2 separate regions of the Homo sapiens genome follow, and region 2 is linked to region 1. Evidence: read pairs that join two places in POLR2A ChIA-PET (ENCODE). Cell type or tissue: HepG2. All regions are shown on one strand. Links, peaks and the distances in the headings refer to the core of each region. The heading gives the core; the rest is flanking DNA.

Region 1 (2,922 bases), core at 293-2,792:
AGACCTGGGTTCAAGACACTGCACCCCATACTCTACACTCCTGTCACATAACGTAACATTAGAGCTTCACTTTCCTCCTCTGACATGCCTTGATCATGTTTACCCTTCAGGATTCTTGTGGAATTTAAGTGACATTATGCATGTAAAGGCCTCTGGATTAAAGGGAACTCTTGTACACTGTTGGTGAGAATGTAAATTAGTACAGCCATTTTGGAAAGCGGTATGATGGTTCCCGAAAAAATGGAAAATAGAACTACCATATGATCCAGCAATCCCACTTCTGGGTGTACATCCAAATGAATTGAAATCAATACGTTGAAGAGATATCTGCACTCCCATGTGAATTGCAGCATTATTCACAATACCCAAGATATGGAAATAACCTAAGTGACCATCAATAGATGAATGGATAAAAATTTTAGTATATATACACAACAAAATACTATTCATCCTTAAGATAGAAGAAAATTCTGTTATTTGTGATGACAACATGAATTAACCTGGAGGACATCATGCTAAGTGAAATAAGCCAGGCACAGAAAGATAGATCCTATGTGATCTCACTTAGAATGTGAAATCTAAAAACTTCAAACTCATGGAAGTAGAGAGTAGAATGGTAGTTATAAGAGGCTGATAGGTGGGGGCAGATAGGGAATGGGGAAATGTTGGTCAAGGTGTACGAAGTTTCATTTTTAGACAGGAGGAGTCAGTTCTGGGGATCTGTTGCACAGCATGGTGGCTATAGTTAATAATAATATATTGCATATTTCAAAATTGCTAAAAGATAGATTTTAAATGTTCTCATCACAAAGAAATCGTAAGTATGTGAGTTGATGAGCCTGTTAAATTAGCTTGATTTGATCATTCTACAATGTATACATATATCGAAATATCACATTGTACCCCATAAATATGTACAATATTTGATAATTTTGAAAATAGATAATGTGGCTCAAACCATAAGAAATTTTTGGAGTAGCCAACTTGAAACTTACAGCTTTAAGGCTAAGAACTTTGAGAGTGTGGGTGTGGGGTGCCCAATTCTATATATGGGAATGATGAGGAGAAGCTAAAGGACTTTTCAAGTGTGTGATGTAGGAGTCAGGTGGAGATTACATATGGGAAAAGGCTTTGCAAACCATGAAGTGAGGAAAAGTGTTCACACACTTATAGCCAGAACACTGCAAGAGTTAATAATGGTCCTATTGCAGGCTCAGGGGCCTATCGTTTATTTATAGAAATGCCTTGGGGAGTTACAGATGGGGAGGGAAAGCAAAGAATGTGTTTCTGTGCATGCCTGTGTGTGTGTGTGTGTGTGTGTGTGTGTGTGTGTGAGAGAGAGAGAGAGAGAGAGAGACAGAGAGACAGAGAGAGAGAGAGAGAGAGAGAAATGTACAGGTTTAGCTTTTTCTGAGTTTCTATTTAACACACACCCCCTACCTCCTCCCTTCTCCCTTTTCTACCCCCTTATCTCCAGGCTGTCTCAGTGTCACCTCCTCCGGCCAGTTCCTTCTGGACACCTTGTCTGTCCTTGAGCTATCATGTAATCCTTCCGGGTATTGCCTCAGCTAGCGAGAGCCCAGTCCTGGCAGAAGCCACCCTGCAAATAATTCACTGTGAAAGCTGGGCTTGTTCTCTTCAAAGGGTAAAGTGGGCTAACGAGAAGGGACGAGAGCGTCCCCTGCCCCACCTCCACTCCCTCACAAGTTCTCTTTGGAAACTACCCTTCCCCTTCCTGGGATGACCTCTGTCCTTAATGAAATGGGAGAAACAGAATGTCAAGACTTGTTTCCTTTCCAAATAAAAGAGGAACGCGCTGAAGTGCATTTTAAATGCTGTCTGGCAAGAGTGGCGGGTTGGGGGAAGGGAGGAGGCTGACTTGCCTTTCTTTGCTAGATATCTGGGCACTTGGCCCACACGCTCTTTCTCCGTGAGATTTGAAGGGCAATGTGTCATTCTGGGAGAGGTCTGCAGTTTCTCCAAATATAAACTTTGCTGTTCTTAGGGTCATCATGTACAAGGGCAGTTGTGTTCATAGAACATATTAGGATTTAGAGGGATAGATATTAAGTAGGAGACCCCAAAGAAGTTTTGGGTCAGATTCCTGCTCTACTCCAGGGCCAGGGCCTATGCCCAGGACAGTGGAAAATAAAAGGAGTGCTTAAAATATTGGGAGCTGTAAGGAGTTGAATGAAAGGAGCACCCTTAAGGGATAGGGTGTCTGGGAACAGCTTCTTAAGTGGCAATATGAAGGATGGGTGGAGTTTGGACAGACACAGAGGAAAAGACGGTGTTTCTGGAAGCCACAGAGCACGAAAAAAGGCAGGAGGTGGCAATGACTATGGTGTGGTGGGAAAGCAGAGAGAAATGTGGTTGGCCACAGTCTGGGGCTGTGATGAGGATGAATGTAGCCAAATGATGGAGGTTGAGGAAAGTAGTCTTTTTAAAATTTAGGTAAAAGGGAGACAGACTGAAATTTGTCTTTCTCTGGATGCAATGCAATGTGAGCAGAGGATTAAAAAGTGGCCGGATGACTCAGGGAGACAGAGAGGTCAGTTGGGGGAGTCATTGTAGTAGCTCAAGTGAGAAGAGATAAAAACCTGGACTGAGGATGGCCAGTGAGCCTGACTGGATTAAGAGGAGCAAGGCAGCCCAGCCCCTCTGAGTGAGCTGCTTTTGTGGCCTTCTAGTACAGAATGAGAAGAGGTTCTTGGCTGGGCTAGCTTGGCCATAGTTATCTAGGGACTGGAAAGTGGCTTTCTGCTTATGTGAATGACTTGTATGACAGTACTGGATGCAATGCGCTCTTGATGTTTCCTCTTCAACTCAAGAGTATAGCGTCTGTGGCTGTTTGTTTCTAATTATTTCTTTTGTAGTTGGCAGTGATGGCCAAGAATTGGAGGTCAGTGAGCATGCTTTTTG
Region 2 (2,922 bases), core at 229-2,728, 130 kb after region 1:
TAGCCACAGCTTGACACAGGGACGGAGAAAGAAGCCAGCAACAGGATAGGGCAAGCATCTCTGTCACTCAAATGCTGGCCTTCCTGGCCAAGTCCCGTTTGGCACTCCTCCCCGGATGCCTGCGGTGGTGGCATTGCGCCATATCCTGCCTGGGCTCTGGCCTCTGTTCTGTCCTCCCTCTTGCTCTGTCTGCCCTGTTTCTGAGAAGCCTAGAGGCTTCTTAGTCTGGCTCAATGTCTTCAACAAAGAAGACTTCCCAGTCCATCAGGGAGAAACTTCGTGGGGGTCCGTGTCATGATTGTTTCCCTCTCCAAACCTATTTCTGGGTGATTGAGCAGGTGTGGTGATCCTGGAGCTCTGGGCTTCCATACCTGCCTGGGACAGGGAAGCTTTCTAGGTCTCAGATGCACCCAGATAACAGATTCACTGTCCCTATGTAAATTCTACCAATTTGCCTGCAACTGCACTTGACCAAGGTCAATCCCTTCATTTGAGTCCTACATCCCATCCCCTCTCATAATCTTGTCAAGGACATGGTTATTAAAGTTTTTCCTTATCTCTCCTGTATCATCCGTTTCTCCCTCTCTACTAAAACATTCCTATCAGTATAACAACGCAGACTAACATCACTGGCACTGATTTGCTGTTCTTCTCCACTTTGCTCTATGCCCTCAGAGGCCAATTCTGAAGGACTGTATCAACTAGACTCCTTTGCCTTCTTATTGGGCTCAGCTAATAGAAAGCACTAGCAGAAAAGAAAAGAGAGTGAAGTTGGGGTATTTGTTCCCTCAGGTCCCCACCTCCAGGGTCACCATGGGATGGTTGTCATGGGTCGGCTGTGTCCCTAGAGTGAAAGTCCCATCTCCTGTAAAGCAGCCCTCTCACCCACAGTTCATCTCTAGATTCTCCCCTGGGCACTATGCTGTCCTTATGGTCTCACTTACTCTGCTAACAACTTTGTAAATAACCCAATTTACCAATTTGAGTGTGTTGTCTGTTTACTACCAGGACCCTGACTGATGTATTGACTTTATTTAAAACATCTCGTTTGGGCCATCTTCTAGCTACCGCCTCATTTCTCTGCTTCCCTTCATAGTGAAAGCTCTCAAGAATTATCTGTACTATCTCTTCTCATTGTCAACTCATTCCAAATAGGCATATTAAAGTCTTACTAGACTCTTATTAAAGTCATCAATTATCTATAGCTTATGAAAGACAATGGTCAATTCTCTGTCCAAACCTTACAAAATGTCTCAGCAACATCTGACAAGGTGGAATACTCTTCTTTTTTAAACACTTTGATCTCTCCTTCACGAATGCCTTATCCATCTAATTAAATGGCAACAGCATCCACTCAGTTTCCTGTCTTTCTTGCCTTTGAGTGCCACATCCAATGTACTGGAAGTTTTACTAGCTCTACTCCATAATATATGAGTCTGAACATTTCTATTTTCATTGCCAAAATTGCTAATCCAAATATCAACTTTTGCTTCAACTACTACAAGGCCTTCCTAACTCCTTTCTCTTGACACACTACAGACCATTTTCTGCTAAGCATCTAGAGAGATCTTTCTTAACTATAAATGATCCCTGCCGAAAACACTCAATGACTTTCCATTACCATACAATTAAACTTGCATGGTCATATGCAGTCTCATCTCTTACCAACCTAGTCTTCTCCTTTCTCCCAAATTCACCAAGCTTTAGTCTCACAAGCCTTATTTCTGAATTTGCCAATTGTGTTCCCTTCTCAGGGCCTTTTTATTAGCTGTCACTTCTGTTAGTGCGCTGCTCTCACAGATCTTCTCATGGTTTCAGTTATTTTCATCATTAAGACCTCAATTGTTGCCTTACAGAGGCCCTCCCTGAGCTTCCTAGCTAAAAGCAACCACTAATCACTTCTTATTACATTGCCCTATCTTCTCGAAGCACTTATCAGTATCTGAAATTATCTTTCTTCACATTTGTTTTCACATTTATTTTCTATCTGTAACCTGCCCCCAATAGAAATTAGAATATAAGCTACTTAGAGCTGTATATGACATGCATTTTTGTTTAACACTGTATCTCCAACACCAAGACAATACATACTCACTGACTAACTGCTCAACTCTTTGCATACTTAAGTTGAATCCTTCCAAGATGCAAATAAAAATCAACCTCTTCTGTATAACCTTCCCAATTCCAGTGATTTCTCCCTCATCTGATCATCTGTAGTATTTACTTTCCTAAAGGCCATATCTTCTGAAGTTAGTAACAACGATTTCAACTTCCTTTGGTTTAGAAGGTGTCTGGTATATATTCTATATACCCTTACTTTCAACCTTTTTAGGTATCTCTTGTGCTTAGCATGGAATATAATTTTTAAAAATCTAAAGTGATAGTCTCTTCTAACCAGTGAGTTTAGTGCATTTATATTCGTTATTCAATTACTTATTCCTATATTTGGACTTGTTTCTGCAATCTTATTTTTTGTTTTCATTCAACTCACTTTTTAATGCTTCTTTTTCCCATTCCCCTACTCTCCAGTTAAGAAAGTTATTTGCTCCACTTGCACTGTTTTAGAGGTTACTTTTGATTTCTTATTATTCATAGTTAACAAGCCTAAAGTTAATATTCTACTCTTTCTTTAGAGCATCTTAGAATACTTTTAATTCCAATAAGCTTCCTCTACTTATGTGTTGTTATTCTCCCATCTTTTGGCTTTTTCTTCTTAATTACACACATTAGACATCAATTTTATGCAGGCATTTTTTAGGGTGACACATAAATACAGTTGACCCTTGAACAACATGAGAGTTAGGAATGCTGACCCCCAATGCAGTAGAAAAATCCATGTATAACTTTTGACTCCCCCAAAACTTAACTATCAATAGCCTACTGTTGATCAGAACCTCACCAATAATATAGTTTATTAACACA

The links. ChIA-PET counts read pairs that join two places held together with the same protein. Peaks named below come from ENCODE experiments on the same cell type or tissue, not always from the same donor. Only the 100,000 strongest peaks of a DNase experiment are listed, where the experiment ranks them.
Region 2: POLR2A ChIA-PET joins it to region 1 with 5 read pairs; 2 of 35 experiments call an interaction of 5 or more read pairs at or near these places.

The regions. Positions count from the first base shown.
Region 1 is chr10:91,607,615-91,610,536 of GRCh38, reverse strand. All of the region lies in intron 1 of HECTD2-AS1 (HECTD2 antisense RNA 1), which reads left to right. Among named protein-coding and RNA genes, the nearest start is that of HECTD2-AS1, 2.4 kb to the left of the region's middle. In HepG2, for the core only: no CTCF peak of the experiment used is centred there; a DNase peak (open chromatin) is centred at 1,576; H3K4me3 peaks cover 667 bases.
Region 2 is chr10:91,473,798-91,476,719 of GRCh38, reverse strand. The region is part of intron 5 of HECTD2 (HECT domain E3 ubiquitin protein ligase 2); the gene reads right to left. The region is part of intron 3 of HECTD2-AS1 (HECTD2 antisense RNA 1); the gene reads left to right. Among named protein-coding and RNA genes, the nearest start is that of HECTD2, 65 kb to the right of the region's middle. In HepG2, for the core only: no CTCF peak of the experiment used is centred there; no DNase peak of the experiment used is centred there.